2 separate regions of the Homo sapiens genome follow, and region 2 is linked to region 1. A link is a loop called in an ENCODE intact Hi-C map of the cell type or tissue named here. Cell type or tissue: MCF 10A. All regions are shown on one strand. Links, peaks and the distances in the headings refer to the core of each region. The heading gives the core; the rest is flanking DNA. Region 1 holds the start of PGAP2 (post-GPI attachment to proteins 2). Region 2 has its middle 76 kb from the start of ZNF195.

Region 1 (8,329 bases), core at 35-8,034:
TACACTAGCCCTGGGAAGGAGCAGGACAGGAATTATCAACCCTATTTTATTTTTTAGAAATGGGGGTCTCACTATGTCATCAGGCTGAAGTACAGTGAGAAAACCATAGCTCACTCCAGCCTCAGACTTCTAGGCTCAAGCAATCCTCCCACCTCAGGCTCCTGAGGAGCTAGGACTACAGGTGCATACCCCCATGCCCAGCTAATCAATTCTATTTCAGACATGAGGAAACTGAGGCTGGGTCTCTGTCTCAGGTAATATAGAGTCAGTAAATGAATTACAAGTATAACAGAGTTTGACATATGTCCCACCCCACTTACTTTGATATCCTAGAGAAAGTGGTCTTACATCTTTCTTCCTGGCCCCGCACCCCATATCCCTGTCCAGAGGGTACACAGACATCTATGGAATCTTAGAGGCCACGGGACTCACCCCAGGACACATACACACGTACATAATCAGATCTCCATACAGACAGGCACAGATATAGTCTCTCTCACACACGACCCACTCAAACCCATTATATACAGTCATGACCCTCACAATCACACACACATATACTGAGTCACATTCCTACAGAGACAGGCACAAGCCCATAGTGCTACATTAAGAGGCCCAAAATACCCTCTAGCCCAATCCTGTTCTCTCTCCACTTCCCAGAAACCCTGGGGTTCCAGAATCTGCTCTTCTATGAAGTAAGGATTTGGCTCTAGGTCTGCCCTCTGGACAGGGATATGGGGCGCGGGGCCAGGAAGAAAGATGTAAGACCACTTTCTCTAGGATATCAAAGTAAATGGGGTGGGACATGTGTCAAACTCTGTTATACTTGTAATTCATTTACTGACTCTATATTACACTTCAGTGACTCCAGCCTCCAGAACCTCACAGAAGGCAGAGGGAGACTAACCCTTGAGATTTCAATTTGCAGGCATCCCCCCAGCAGCCCCGTATGTTTGATGGGCCCCAGTGGAGAGCTGGCTAATCTTGTTAAAAGATATTCAAGATCTAAAGAAGATCCAGATCGGCCTGAATATGAGGTATCAGTGTCCCCATGCCCTACCCCACAGTGTGTGGCCGTTGTCTCCTTGAAGTGGAAGAGCAGGGACCAGAGGATGCAGAAGAGGAAGGCGACAAGTGGACAGCAGACCGTGACCAGGGCCACCATGGTGAAGCGGAGCCGTACCAGGGTCCCATCCCGATCCAGTGGTAGTGGGACCTGGTACATCTTGTCAGACCTGGGGATGGAGTGGCATGCTGTCAGGGCCCCAGGCAGCCAGGCTGGCACTCAGTGATAAAGTCAGCCCTTGTGCTCAGTCCTAAAATTAGCTGTGTGCTGTGGGGTGGGGAGTCTGAGGAGGAAGGCACCTAAACTTGGATAGCTCTTGCCCTGGATGAGGAAGACTGACTCAGAATCCCAAGACAACATTCCACCTCAATTTCAGAGGGAAGACAATGAACCAAATCTGTGCTAGGATAAAGCTTGAATGGACTGGGAGAGCTTCTCCTCACTCCTCTCTGCCTAGCTTGACAGGCCTAGGACTAGAGAAGCTGCTTTAAATAAGTGTCTCTCTTTATTTCAAGAACCAACCCTAAAACCTACCAGTGGATGGCATGGCCCATCTCCTCCCCCAGGCCTTTGAGCCTCGGCCCAGCCTCCAGGCTTCAAGGCCTCTCATCAGCTCTCATTTGCTTCCCCACTGGCCCAGGGCCCTCCTGCACCTTCAGTCCCTTCCCAGGCTCTGTGTGCCTGCACCGCAGTCCACAGTGGCAGGGATTCCATGGAAGCTGACAGAACCCCAAGCCCCCTGCTTGTCCCAGCCTGCTCCCTCACGTGCCCCCAGGGTGAAAGGCTTTGCAGAATCAGGCCTGGTGCTAGCCTGGGATTGCTGTTTGCTGGAGAGAGCTGCTTGGTCAGCTTCTGGAGGCTTCCCAGTGCCCAGGGGGCTGTCCACATCACCCTCCTGTGAACAGATGAGGGTTCCTGGGGGCTGTGATTTCCCCCTTAGATAAGGGTAGCTAAGGTCAGGAACTATAACAAATAAGTGTATACCAACAATCCTAGCCCAGCTCCGCACAGTATACAGAAGGGAAAGTTGGAGCAGGAATCTGCTCAGGATCACATAACAAAGAGATACATGTGGGACCCACGAAGAGTTACACACTGCAACTCTGGCCTTCCTTGACCCCTTCCTCTCTGTGTCTGAACTTGAGAAAGGTCAGGTTAGGACTGGAGTGAGAGAGGCAGAAGAGGCACCTGTTCACAGGAGGAAGAAAAGGAAAAACCAAAATCTACATAGATGAGGCAGTTAGCCCTATTCCCATTGTAAAGATAGAGAAACCAAGACACTCAGAGAGAGAGAAGGGCTGGCTCTTCCTCAAAGCCCTGTGCTGAGCTGAAGGGAAAGCCATCCCTGGAACGTTGGCTTGTTGTTGCCAAGCTAGGGCTGGCTCCAGACACATAAAGAATATACCCTTCTGGGCTCAAAGACCTTGTCAAATCAAGTCCCAACTCTTCCTGACCCCACCCACAAGACTCTCCCTTTAGTCCCACCCTCAAAAAGAACCCTGATCTCAGTTAGGTTGCCATCCTGGCATTCCAGAACAAGCCAGGTGGCTACGCCTCCACATTCTCACCCATTTTCCCCCAGCTGCCAGACCTGATCAGGCAGCCTGCTCCAATTGCTCAAGTTCCTCTCTCCCTTTTAGGAGCATCAGGGATCCCAGGGAGCTGGAAGTGGCTCTGGTGACCCTCCCAGAAAAAAAACACATTCCCTGGATCATCCCTAAATGGACTCTAAGTCCCTTAGGGCCCTAGATGGGGAACATTTTCCTCACCCAGCCCAAACCTAGACTCTGCAGTTGCAGTAGCACTAGTCTTCCCTCCCAGTATCCCTCCCTGAAGGCTGCAGCTCTAGATCCCTGAGGAACCACTAGGATTCCCAAATTGAAGACTAGATCTTCAGGGAATGAAGAGGCACTGCCCAAATCAGGAGTTGATGAGGAGGTTCAAGGGATAATCCATTCCAATTCTTGGAGGTATGCCTGGCCTCCCATTTAGCTGTGTGACCTTTGGCAAGCCACTTAAGCACTCTAGATCTGTTTCCACAGTTCTGCAACATGGGAATCACATGGTTTAGATTACCTCTAAGGTCCTTCCAACTTGGTCATTCTACTCCACACCTCAGGGTGGAGCTGAAGGGCAATTGTTCAGCCTGCAGATAGTTCTACATTCCTCACAGGTACTACTTAGCTGAAAATTGCTTTCTTTGGAGCTACCTCAGCTCCAAAGTCCCTAGAGATCTCCTCAGCCTCGAGTCTGAACCCACATTTACTGAGTGCCTACGGAATACTAGGCCCCCTGCTCTGTACTTGATATACATTGTCTCTTTTAATCTCACCATAATTCTATGAGGTAGGTGCTACAGCCTGTATATTTCCATTTTACAGATGAGGAAACTGAGGCTCAGGGAGGTTCAAAACACTTACTCAAGGCCAAGGCTAATAAATGGCACAGCTGCCATTCAAAACTACTCTATGGGGTTCCAACCCCGGGGCCCCATCCTCCCCACCTAGGACTCCTGACCAGGAGGCCCCGCGGAATAAAGGGAGAGCTCAACCCCTGCACACCCGGCCCCACGCTGGGGAGGGAGAAGAAGGGGGCCAGCTCGGCAAGTCCAGAGAGCAGCAGTTCCTGGGAAACAGAGTGTGTGCGATAGGACGGCAGGTACCAGGACTCCCACAGCGTGGGGCCCGGCCCTGCAGAGGCCAGACCGCGCGGCCAAGCTCCCGAGTGGGGCTGCCCGGCAGCCCAGCACATCCATGCCCATACTCACCCACGCGGTGGTGGCGAGAGTGCCGGCGGAACCCGGGGGCCCAGGTGGCCCGGGGTCGGGGGCTGGCTCTGCGGGCTGGTCAGAGCGCGAACGGCGGGGGCGGGGCCGGCGCTCTCGGGGCGGAACTTAGAGAGGAAACTGCGCCCAGATCCTCCGCTGGCTCCTCCCCGCTTCTGGAGACCCCGACCCCTGGCTCTCCTCCTCAATCTGGCGTGTCCTCAAACCATGCTTTACAGCCCGGGTCTGCCCCCACTAATTTCGGCTGCGTGAGGGCAGCCGGAAGAGCTCTGGATACCTGAGTTTGAGCATGTTGGATAAGCCACCTTGTCGCCTTACCTCTCAGCTGCGTTCCATCTACCTGTTGAAAGAACACAAAATTAATTCAACAGGGGCCGGATTTCTTTCTCATCCGCCCGTCTCTCCTGCCTCGCACCTCCATTCTAACCGAACTATCCAGCCTCGCCCTTCTGAAACATTAAGCCAGTTTCCTCCCAGCCCTGGCGCCCCTCCCCCAAACTTTGCTCGTCAGGGCGGTTGGGGACATTTCAGCAATGGGAAGAGCACCTTTGCAGGCAGTGAGACCCGGTGAGGCACATCCCAGAAACTCTGGCCTAGAGCTGTTCCCGCCTTTGTTCAGGAGAGGGCGCCCTGTCCTACGTAGCGCAGAAAGGATTTCCAGCCACCAGCCTTGGGTCTCCCCACAATGAGAGGATTGATCCCCCAAAACCAGCTGCCAGAGTTCCCTCCCTACCCTGACCATGACTGACCCATGAAAGAACTTGAGGGGGACCCCTGGCTCCCTTTGCAAAGACCATCCCAGCCCAACAGGGAAGGAGGGTGAAGGGACCAAGAATTCCTCCTGCAAGCACACTGGTGGGTAGTCAGAGCATCTGCAGCGGGTGGAGGACCTCTAAGTTAGCCATACCTAACATCGCACTTTTCCACTTAAATCCTCACAGCAATAACACATTCTGAACACCCAGTATATCCCAGGCACTCTTACTTCTTATCTCATTTATTTAATCCTCATAAAAACCCTGTGAGGGCCAGGCGCGGTAGCTCACGCCTGTAATCCCAGCACTTTAGGAGGCCGAGGCGGGCGGATCACCTGAGGTCAGGAGTTTGACACCAGCCTGGCCAACATGGCGAAACCCCGTCTCTACTAAAAATACAAAAATTAGCCGGGCACGGTGGCGGGCGCCCGTAATCCCAGCTACTTGGGAGGCTGAGGCAGGAGAATCGCTTGAACCCGGGAGGCAGAGGTTGCAGTGAGCTGAGATCGTACCACTGCACTCAAGCATGGGCGACAAGAGCGAAACTCCATTAAAAAAAAAAAAAAAAACCTGTGAAAATAGATACGATCTCGGCTCACTGCAACCTCCGCTTCCAGGGTTCAAGCGATTCTCCTGCCTCAGCCTCCCGAGTAGCTGGAATTAACAGGCGCCCGCTACTGCGCCCAGCTAATTTTTGTAGTTTTTAGTAGAGGCGAGGTTTTGCCATTTTGGCCAGGCTGGTGTCAAACTCCTGACCTCGTGATCTGCCCCCGCCTTGGCTTCCCAAAGAGCTGGGATTACAGGTGTAAGCCACCGCGCCTGGCCTTTTTTTTTTCTTTCTTTCTCTCTTTTTTTTTGGAGACAGAGTCTCACTCTGTCACCCAGGCTAGAGTGCAGTGCCACGATCTCGGCTCACTGCAACCTCCACCTCCCGGGTTCAAGCAATTCTCCTATCTCAGCCTCCCGGGTAGCTGGGAATACAGGCGGCACCACCATGCCCGGCTAATTTTTGTACTTTTAGTAGAGATGGGGTTTCGCCATATTGGTCAGGCTGGTCTCGAATTCCTGACCTCAGGTGATCCACCTGCCTTGGCCTCCCAAAGTGCTGGGATTACAGGCATGAGCCTCCGCCAGTAGATACTATTTAATATCCTCATTTTACAATGGAAAACAGGGAAACCAAGTTACCTACTTACACAGCTAATACATGCCAGAACCAGGACTCAAGTCTGGTACCTGAGATAATTCACATAATCCACTATATGCTGTTAATGCCACTTAGCATTTGTTGATTAATTTGCCAGAGCTCTTTTTCATGTGTTCACTTTTGTTCATTCACCCAGTCTAGGCCCTCTCTTTGACAGGCCTCATGTGGAGCAATGGTGGAGGACCCAGAGATACCTCAGACGCACTCTGAGGGGCTCCGAAGTCTGGAGAAGGTGCGCACTCAGAGTGTCTTGTTCTAAAAACTACTTTTCTTGATTTTGAGTTCTCCCCTATCCTGTTCTTTAAGGTCCCAGGACAAATGGACTAGCAAAACTTTACAAAAAGAACTACCTCTCTCCAAATTTGGCAACTAGATTCAGGTTTTCTGCCTTGGGGCTTCATGTCATCCTCTTTGTCTAGCTCCAACCAGGGGTGTCTGCTCCTGGCTATTGTTCCCTATCTTGACACCTTGTCTGTTCTCTTGGCCCTAAGTACCATTCCCTGAGGCTGGGTCCCCTCTCCCTGCCTCTAGACTACCCCCAATGCCCAAACCTTGAGGTGCTCTAATTTAGATTAATTCTTTAATTCTCTGGTGATTTGGGAAATATGGGCAATTCTCCATATAGCCCTGAGCCTCTGTTTCCTCGTCTATAAAATGGTTTTATTTATTTATTTAAAACAAGGTCTCGCGGGGGCGTGGTGGCTCACATCTGTAATCCCAGCACTTTGGGAGGCCAAGGTGGGCGGATCACAAGGTCAAGAGATCGAGACAATCCTAGCCAACATGGTGAAACCCTGTCTCTACTAAAAATACAAAAATTAGCTAGGCGTGATGGCGCGCACCTGTAGTCCCAGCTACTTGGGAGGCTGAGGCAGGAGAATCACCTGAACCTGGGAGGCAGAGGTTGCAGTGAGCCGAGATCGCGCCACTGCACTCCAGCCTGAAGACAGAGCAAGACCGTGTCTCAAAAAAAAAAGGTCTCACTGTCTTGCCCAGGCTGGTCTTGAACTCCTAGGCTCAAGCGATCCTCCTTCCTTGGCCTCCCAAAGTGCTGGGATTACAGGCATGAGCCACCGTGCCCAGCCTGTAAAATTGATTTAGGAATATCCACACTGGGTGTGGTGGCTTACACCTGTAATCCCAGCACTTTGGGAGGCCAAGGCAGGAGGATCACTTGAGCCCAGGAGTTCAAGACCAGCCTAGGCAACATGGCAACAGCATCTGTACCAAAAAATACAGAAAACTAGCTGGGTGTGGTGGCACACACTTGTATTCCCAGCTACTCAGGAGGCTGAGGTGGGAGGATTGCTTGAACCCTGGAGGCAGAGGTTGCAGTCAACTGAGATCATACCACTCCACAACAGCCTGAGTGACAGAGCAAGACCCAGTCTCAAAAAAAAAAAAAAAAAAAAGAATATCCACATCATAGGGTTGTTGTATTAGAGGTAATGTAGCAGTGTGCCAGCCATGTGGGAGGTACTCAGTACATGATGGTCATTATGATTAGACATGTCAGCCACAGTGTGAACTCGTCCTGAACTTTTTTTGTATTGTCTGACCTTGGCTGTCACCGACCCTTTCTGAAATCTCTTTATTTCACTATCAGTTTGAAAGACCTCGCCTACCTTGATTTATGTGAGGGAAGATAAAAGAAATAAAAAGAGTTCTTGGGCCGGGTGCGGTGGCTCACGCCTGTAATCCCAGCACTTTGGAAGGCTGATGTGAGCAGATCACCTGAGGTCACGAGTTCGAGACCAGTCTGGCCAACGTGACAAAACCACATCTCTACTAAAAATACAAAAATTAGCCAGGCCTGGTGGCGGGCGCCTGTAATCCCAGCTACTTGGGAGGCTAAAGCAGGAGAATTGCTTGAACCCAGGAGGCGGAGGTTGCAGTGAGCCAACATTGCGCCACTGCACTCCAGCCTGGGTGAGAGAGCGAGACTCCACCTCAAAAAAATAAATAAATACAAATTAAAAATAAAAATACAAAATACAAAAATAAAAAGAAAATATTTGTTGGGTTGATTTAATGGAACTGGGTTTTGAAGAATGGGCAGTATTTAGACAGGTAAGCAGAGATTGAGGAATTGCTAGAAAGGGGACACAGTGAGCATGGCTGGGGTAGGTATAGAGGCAGGGACATAGACTGCTAAAGACATCCAGCTTTAGACCAAGCTCTGCCACTGCCTCCTGGGAAGCCTCAGGAAAATCAGTGTCCTTCCTGGGTTGAGGAGGAGTTATTCTTGTTCTTCTCAAAGATCTTTTTCATGACCAAGACATCCTTCCTGGATGGCTTTAAACCACCCACCCCCAGCTCACTCATCTTGCTCTAGCCTCACTCTGACTCAGATAGCAATTAAATCTTCCCCTGTTCATCTGCTTGCTTCCCTGTTCATCTAGCTTGGAATGTTCTCTCTTCCTGCCTCCATCTCAGGAAACTCTATCCTTCCGTAAAGGTATTTATGAGCATGACACTTTGGTAAGTTAAGAATGCATGTGGTAATTTCTAGGGAG
Region 2 (8,329 bases), core at 172-8,171, 350 kb after region 1:
GAACCCCAGGACAAAAAGAGCCCTCTGTCCTTGCAATAAGGCGGGGGTCTAATTGAGCCGACTAACACAAGCTACCTACAGACGGCTAAACTAAAAGAGCACCCTGTAACACACACCCACTGGGGCTTCAACTATAAACATTCACCCCTGGACACTGCCATGGGGCTCCCTGCCTGTCTGCATGCTCCCCTAGAGGTTTGAGCAGTGGGGCACTGAATAAATGAACCACACCCGCATCGCATGTCCTTCGAAGGGGACAACGGAACTTTTCCCATTTCATCTGAGAGGCCAAGGCAGGAGGATCACTTGAGCCCATGAGTTTGAGACCAGCCTACACAACCTAGCAAGACCCCATCTCTACAAAAAAAATAAGTAAACAAAAAAAAAAAGCATTAAAAATTAGCCAGCTGTGGTGGCACACACCTGTAGTCTCAGCTACTCAGGAGGCTGATGTGGAAGGATTGATTGAGCCCAGGAGATTGAGGCTGCAGTGAGCCAAGATTGAACCACTGCACTCCAGCCTGGGCGACAGAGTGACACCCTGTATCGACAACAACAAAAAGAATGGAAAAAAATAACTTCTCAAATAGCTAGCAGAGGCAGATCTGGTTCTCAAATGCAGGTTTTCAAGGTTTCAATTCTTGTTTCTAGCAGTAATATGGAGAAACATGATCACTAATACATGAAGGAGAGGAGGTTTCAAGTTCTGATGAAAAGATGGTAAAGAGAGGAGTTAGTTGACTAGGAGTGACTAGGAATAGGAAGAAAACGCATGACACTACTTAGAGGAAAGAAGAAAAATGAGCATAGAGGTGACTGAGCAGACAGAAAGGACTTGGAAGAAGCGTGTTTGGCCCTGTCTCTAAGTTTTTTCCCTTGCTTTAGTAACTTTCCTGATGACTTGGATGAATCTTCTCTTCCAGGGTACCTAGTGTTCCCTTTCTGTCCACTTCTCCTTTCCCAGGGCCCATACAGTCTGGGAAAGCATGCTCTGCAGGCTTCTCGTATCTTTCCTTCCTTAATCAGCCCCTAGCATCTCTACATAACCCATATACACCTGGAGTTCCACATGTCCCAGTCTTTGCACTGCAGTGAATTCAAAGAATGGTAGACTCTAGCTGGGCGCAGGGGCTCACACCTGTAATCCCAGCACTTTGGGAGGCTGAGGCAGGCGGATCACTTGAGCCTAGGGGTTCAAGACCAGGCCTGGCCAACATGGTGAAACCCCATCTCTACTAAAAATACAAAAATTAGCTGTGCTTGGTGGTACATGCCCTGTAGTCCCAGCTTCTGGGGAGGCTGAGGCAGAAGAATTGCTGGAACCCAGGAGGCAGAGGTTGCAGTGAGCTGAGATCGTGCCACTGCACTCCAGCGGCCTGGGCAACAGAGCAAGGCCCAGTCTGAAAAAAAACAAAGACAAAACTAAACCAAAAAAACACAAAAAACTAAAAACGCGCACACACACAAAAACAAAGGTAGACTCCAATAGGAAAAATTCACTCAAAAGCAATTCAAATAATTATTCAGTCAACCCAGTTCTATCTCAGTTCTTTATTATATACATAAGCTTATTCTGTCCAGATGCCCTAGTTTTCTTTTTCTTATCTTTTTTTGTTTTCTTTTGAGACAGGACCTCACTCTGTCACCCAGGCTGGAGTATAGTGGCACAATCATGGCTCACTGAAGCCTCAACCTCCTGGGCTGAAGTAGTTCTCCCACCTCAGCCTCCTAAGTAACTGGGACTACAGGTGCATGCCACCATGCTCAGCAACTTTTTGTATTTTTTGTAGAAACGGGGTCTCACTATGTGGGCCAGGCTGGTCTTGAACTCCTGGACTCAAGAAGTCCACCTGCCTCAACCTCCCAAAGTGCCAAGATTACAAGCATGAGCCACTGCATCTGGCTGATTCCATAGTTTTCTTTTTCTCTTTGCCCATTGCCTGGATTCCATAAACAGAAGGAAAACCCAGGGGCTGACTTTGTAGGCAAGACTCTTTCCTCTTCAAAACGTAAATTGGCTCAAGTGGTACCAAAACTGAAACATGTTTATAACTTAACATCTTTTCTTCCTACCCCTTCAATCTCTTGAGCAATGACAAAAGGCACTGGGCTCTTTATTTGTGTAGGGAAAAGAAAGAGAGATCAGACTGTCACTGTGTCTATGTAGAAAGGGAAGACATAAGAGACTCCATTTTGAAAAAGATCTGTACTTTAAACAATTGCGTTGCTGAGATGTTGTTCATTTGTAGCTTTGCCCCAGCCACTTTGCCCCAACCACTTTGACCCAACTTGGAGTTCACAAAAACATGTGTTGTATAAAATCAAGGTTTAAGGGATCTAGGGCCGTACAGGACGTGCCTTGTTAACCAAATGTTTACAAGCAGTATACTTGGTAAAAGTCATTGCCATTCTCTAGTCACAATAAACCAGAGGCACAATACACTGTGGAAAGCCTCAGGGACCTCTGCCCTTGAAAGCAGTGTATTGTCCAAGGTTTTTCCCCATGTGATAGTCTGAAATATGACCTCGTGGGATGAGAAAGACCTGACTGTCCCCCAGCCAGATACCCGTAAAGGGTCTGTGCTGAGGTGAATTAGTACAAGAGGAAAGTCTCTTGCAGTTGAGATGGAGGAAGGCCACTGTCTCCTGCCTGCCCCTGGGAACTCAAAGTCTCGGTATAAAACCCAATTGTACATTTGTTCAAGTCTGAGATAGGAGAAAAGCTGCCCTGTGACGGGAGGCGAGACATGTTTACAGCAATGCTGCCTTGTTATTCTTTACTCCGCTGAGATGTTTGGGAGGAGAGAAACATAAATCTGGCTTACGTACACTTCCAGGCATAGTACCTTCCCTTGAACTTAATTATGATATAGATTCTTTTGCTCACATGTTTTTTGTTGACCTCCTTAATATCACCCTGCTCTCCTACTACATTCCTTTTTGCTGAAATAATGAAAATCATAATCAATAAAAACTGAGGGAACTCAGGGGCCGGGGCCGGTGCATGTCCTTGGTGTGCTCAGTGCCGGTCCCCTGGACCCACTGTTGTTTCTCTATACTTTGTCTCTGTGTCTTATTTCTTTTCTCTGTCTCTCATCCCACCTGACTAGAAATACCGACAGGTGTGGAGGGGCAGGCCATCCCTTCATCTGGAGCCCAGAGTGGAGCCCTTCTCTAGGGTGAAGTTACGCTAAGAACGTGAGCATTGAGGACAGCCGACGAGAGATTCCCGAGTACGTCCACAGTCAGCCTTGTGGTTAGCTTGTGCGCTCGGAGGAATCCAGGGTAACAATGGGGCAAACTGAAAGTAAATATGCTTCTTATCTCAGCTTCATTAAAATTCTCTTAAGAGGAGGAGTTAAAGCTTCTACAGAAAATCTAGTTATGCTATTTCAAACAATAGAACAATTCCGCCCATGGTTTCCAGAACAGGGAACTTTAGATTTAGAAGATTGGGTAAAAATTGGCAAAGAACTAAAACAAGCAATTAGGAAGGTAAAATCATCCCACTTACAGTATGGAATGATTGGGCCATTATTAAAGCAACTTTAGAACCATTTCAAATAGAAGAAGATAGCGTTTCAGTCTTTGACGCCCCTGAAAGCTGTGTAATAGATTGTGAAGAAGAGGCAGGAACAGAGTGTAAGAAAGGAATGGAAAGTTCACATTGTAAAAATGCAGTAGAGCCTGTACTGGCTTGGTCAATGCAGAATGTTGACTATAATCAATTACAGGAGGTAATATATCCTGAATCATCAAAATTGGGGGAAGGAGGTCCAGAATTATTTGGGCCATCAGAGTTTAGACCACGATGGCCACCAACTCCTTCTCCCGCGGTTCAGATGCCTGTGATGTCACAATCTCAAATGCCAATCCAGGCACAGTATCCGCAATACCAGCCAGTAGAAAATAAAACTCAACCATCGGTAGTTTATCAACACCAGCCGCCAGCCGCATTTCAGTATCGGCCGTCTCCAGAGGTTCAGTATGGATCTCAGGCAGTGCGTCCTGTGCCAAATAGCAAGGCACTACATCAACAACCCACGGCGATGGCGTTTGATCTTACAGTACCACCTAGTGGACAAGATAGTGCACTGCATGAGACCATTGCTACAGCCAGAAAACAGGGAGATCTTGAGGCATGGCAATATCCGGTAATGTTACAACCGATGCCGGCCGGGAAAGCGAGTCAGGCAGGAGCGTCTGTCTGAACTGAGACTAGATATGAATCTTTCACCATAAAAATGTTAAAAGATATGAAGGAAGGAGTTAAACTATATGGACCTAACTCTCCTTATATGAGAACATTATTAGATTCCATTGTTCATGGAAATAGACTTATTCCTTATGATTGGGAAATTTTGGCTAAATCTTCCCTTTCACCCTCTCAGTATCTACAGTTTAAAACCTGGTGGACTGATGGGGTACAAGAACAGGTACGAAAAAATCAGGCTACTAATCCTGTTGCTTATATAGATGCAGACCAATTGCTAGGAACAGGTCCAAATTAGGGCACTATTAACCAACAATCAGTAATGAAAATGAGGCTATTGAACAACTAAGGGCTATTTGCCTCAGGGCCTGGGAAAAGATTCAGGACCCAGGAACCTCCTGCCGTTCTTTTAGTTCAATCAGACAAGGCTCTAAAGAGCCATATCCAGACTTTGTGGCAAGGTTGCAAGATGCGGCTCAAAAATCCATTGCGGATCATAATGCCCGAAAAGTTATTGTAGAAATAATGGCTTATCAAAACGCAAATCCGGAGTGTCAATCAGCCATAAAGCCATTAAGAGGAAAGGTTTCAGCAGGAGTTGATGTAATTACAGAATATGTGAGGGCTTGTGATGGGATTGGAGGAGCTATGCATAAGGCAATGCTATTGGCTCAAGCAATTACAGGGGTTGCTTTAGGAGGACAAGTTAAAACATTTGGGGGGAAATGTTATAATTGTGGTCAAATCGGTCATCTAAAAAAGAATTGCCCAGGCTTAAATAAACAGAGCAAACAAACAAAAAAGAGCCACCTGGCCTGAGCCCAAGATGTGGAAAAGGAAAACATTGAGCTAAGGAATGTCGTTCTAAATTTGATAAAAATGGACAACCATTGTCGGGAAACGGGAAGAGGGGCCAGCCCCAGGCCCCGCAACAAAGTGGGGCATTCCGGATTCAGCCATTTGTTCCTCAGGGTTTTCAGGGACAACAACCCCACAGTAAATACCACCATTTCAGGAAATCAGCCAATTACAATACGACAATTATCCCCTGCCACAGCAGGCAGTGCTGCAGTAGATTTATGTTCTACTCAAATGATTTCTTACTCCCTGGAGAGCCCCCGCAAAAGATTCCTACAGGGGTATATGGCCCGCTGCCAGAAGGGATGGTAGCCTTATTTTAGGAAGATCTAGTCTAAATTTGAAAGGAGTTCAAATTCATACTGGGGTAATTGACTCAGATTATAAAGGGGAAATTCAGTTAGTGATCAGCTCTACTGTTCCCTGGAGTGCCAATCCAGGTGATAGAGTTGCTCAATTACTGCTCTTGCCTTATATTAAAATTGGGGATAGCAAAACAGAAAGAACAGGAGGGTTTGGAAGTACCAACACTGCTGGAAAAGCTGTTTATTGGGCTAGTCAGCTCTCAGAGAATAGACCTGTGTGTACAGTTACTATTCAGGGAAAACAGTTTGAAGGATTAGTGGATACTGGGGCTGATGTTTCTATCATTGCCTTAAATCAACGGCCAAAAAATCGGCCTAAACAAAAGCCTGTCACAGGACTTGTTGGTGTGGGCACTGCCTCAGAAGTGTATCAAAGTTCCAGGATTTTACATTGTCTAGGACCTGATAATCAAGAGAGTACAGTTCAGCCTATGATTACTTCTATTCCAATTAATTTATGGGGCCGAGACTTATTAGAACAGTGGCATGCAGAGATTACTATTCCAGTCTCTCTATACAGCCCCACGAGTCAAAAAATCATGACTAAAATGGGATATCTCCCTGGCAAAGGACTAGGGAAAAATGGAGAAGGCATTAAAGGTCCAATTGAGGCTAAGGGAAATCCAGAAAGAAAAGGACTAGGGTATCCTTTTTAGGGGTGACCACTGTAGAGCCTCCAAAACCCATTCCATTAACTTGGAAAACAGAAAAGCCTGTATGGGTAAATCAGTGGCCACTACCAAAACAAAAGCTGGAGGCCTTACACTTATTGGCAAAAGAACAATTAGAAAAGCATTCATTTTCGCCTTGGAATTCTGTGTTTGTAATTCAGAAAAAATCATGCAGATGGCACATGCTAACTGATTTAAGAGCTGTTAATGCAATAATTCAACCCATGGGGCCTCTCCAACCTGGGCTGCCCTCTCCAGCCATGATCCCCAAAGATTGGCCTTTGATTATAATTGATCTGAAGTATTGCTTTTTTACCATTCTTCTGGCAAAACAGGATTTTGAAAAATTTGCTTTTACTATACCAGCCATAAATAATAAAGAACGAGCCACTAGATTTCAGTGGAAACTGTTGCCTCAGGGAATGCTTAATAGTCCAACTATTTGTCAGACTTTTGTAGCTCAAGTTCTTCAACCAGTTAGAGACAAGTTTTCAGACTGTTATATCATTCATTATGTTGATGATATTTTGTGTGCTGCAGAAACAAGAGACAAATTAATTGACTGTTACACATTTCTGCAGACAGAGGTTGCAAACGCAGGCCTGACAATAGCATCTGATAAGATCCAGACCTCCACTCCTTTTCATTATTTGGGAATGCAGGTAGAGGAGAGAAAAATTAAACCACAAAAAGTAGAAATAAGAAAAGACACATTAAGAACATTAAATGACTTCAAAAATTACTAGGAGATATTAATTGGATTTAGCCAACTCTAGGCATCCCTACTTATGCCATGTCAAATTTGTTCTCTATCTTGAGAGGGGATCCAGACTTAAATAGTAAAATAATATTAACTCCAGAGGCTACTAAAGAAATAGAATTAGTTGAAGAAAAAATTCAGTCAGCAAAATTAAATAGAATAGATCACTTAGCCCCATTCCAACTTTTAATTTTTGCTACTGCACATTCTCCAACAGGCATTACTGTTCAAAATACAGATCTTGTGGAGTGGTCATTCCTTCCTCACAGTACAGTTAAGATTTTACATTGTACTTAGATCAAATGGCTACATTAATTGGTCAGGCAAGACTATGAATAGTAAAATTGTGTGGAAATGACCCAGATAAAATCATTGTTTCTTTAAACAAGGAACAGGTTAGACAAGCCTTTATCAATTCTGGTGCAGGGCAGATTGGTCTTGCTGATTTTGTGGGAATTATTGATAATCATTACCCAAAAGCAAAAATCTTCCAGTTTTTGAAATTGGCTACTTAGATTTTACCTAAAATTACCAGACAAAAACCTCTAGAAAATGCTCTGACGGTGTTTACTGATGGTTCCAGCAATGGAAAAGTGGCTTACACTGGGCCAAAAGAACAAGTCATTGAAACTCAATATCACTCAGCTCAAAGAGCAGAATTGGTTGATGTCATTTCAGTGTTACAAGATTTTAATCAGCCTATTAACATTGTTTCAGATTCTGCATATGTAGTACAGGTTACAAAGGATGTTGAGACAGCCCTAATCAAATATAGTATGGATGATCAGTTAAATCAGCTGTTTAAATTGTTACAACAAACTATAAGAAAAAGAAATTTCCCATTTTATATGGCTCATATCCGAGCACATACTAATTTACCAGGGCCTTTAACTAAGGCAAATGGACAAGCTGACTTGCTAGTATCATCTGCCTTCATGGAAGTACAAGAACTTCAGGCCCTGACTCGTAAATGTAACAGGATTAAAAAACAAATTTGATATCACATGGAAACAAGCAAAAAATGTTGTACAACATTGTGCTCAGTGTCAAGTCTTACACCTGCCCGCTCAAGAGGCAGGAGTTAATCCTAGAGGTTTATGTCCTGATGCATTATGGCAATGGAAGTCACACATGTACCTTCATTTGGAAAATTGTCATTTGTCCATGTGACAGTTGATACTTACTCACATTTCATATGGGCAACCTGCCAGACAGGAGAAACTACTTCCCATGTTAAAAGACATTTATTATCTTGTTTTGCAGTCATGGGATTTCCAGAAAAAATTAAAACAGATAATGGGCCAGGATACTGTAGTAAAGCATTTCAAAAATTCTTAAATCAGTGGAAAATTACATATACAACAGGAATCCCTAATTTCCAAGGACAGGCCATAATTGAAAGAACTAATAGAACACTCAAAGCTCAATTGGTTAAACAAAAAAAAGGAAAAAGTAAGGAGTA

Evidence for each region. Peaks named below come from ENCODE experiments on the same cell type or tissue, not always from the same donor. Only the 100,000 strongest peaks of a DNase experiment are listed, where the experiment ranks them.
Region 2: a loop joins it to region 1, with 9 times the contacts of the local background. A loop is called at or near these places in 2 of 110 quality-filtered maps.

The regions. Positions count from the first base shown.
Region 1 is chr11:3,804,156-3,812,484 of GRCh38, reverse strand. PGAP2 (post-GPI attachment to proteins 2) reads right to left here and starts at 3,925. Exons shown (of 7, transcript NM_014489.4): 1 at 3,834-3,925; 2 at 1,061-1,235. The coding sequence starts at 1,225. It overlaps LOC124902618 (a long non-coding RNA gene), which reads left to right. Exons shown (of 3, transcript XR_007062559.1): 3 at 929-1,320. RefSeq lists a silencer at 3,675-4,004. In MCF 10A, for the core only: CTCF peaks have their summits at 3,210, 4,293 and 4,494 (motif pointing right); DNase peaks (open chromatin) are centred at 3,194 and 4,434.
Region 2 is chr11:3,450,772-3,459,100 of GRCh38, reverse strand. It overlaps the pseudogene ENPP7P15. Among named protein-coding and RNA genes, the nearest start is that of ZNF195, 76 kb to the right of the region's middle. RefSeq lists an enhancer at 1-174. In MCF 10A, for the core only: a CTCF peak has its summit at 4,046 (motif pointing left); no DNase peak of the experiment used is centred there.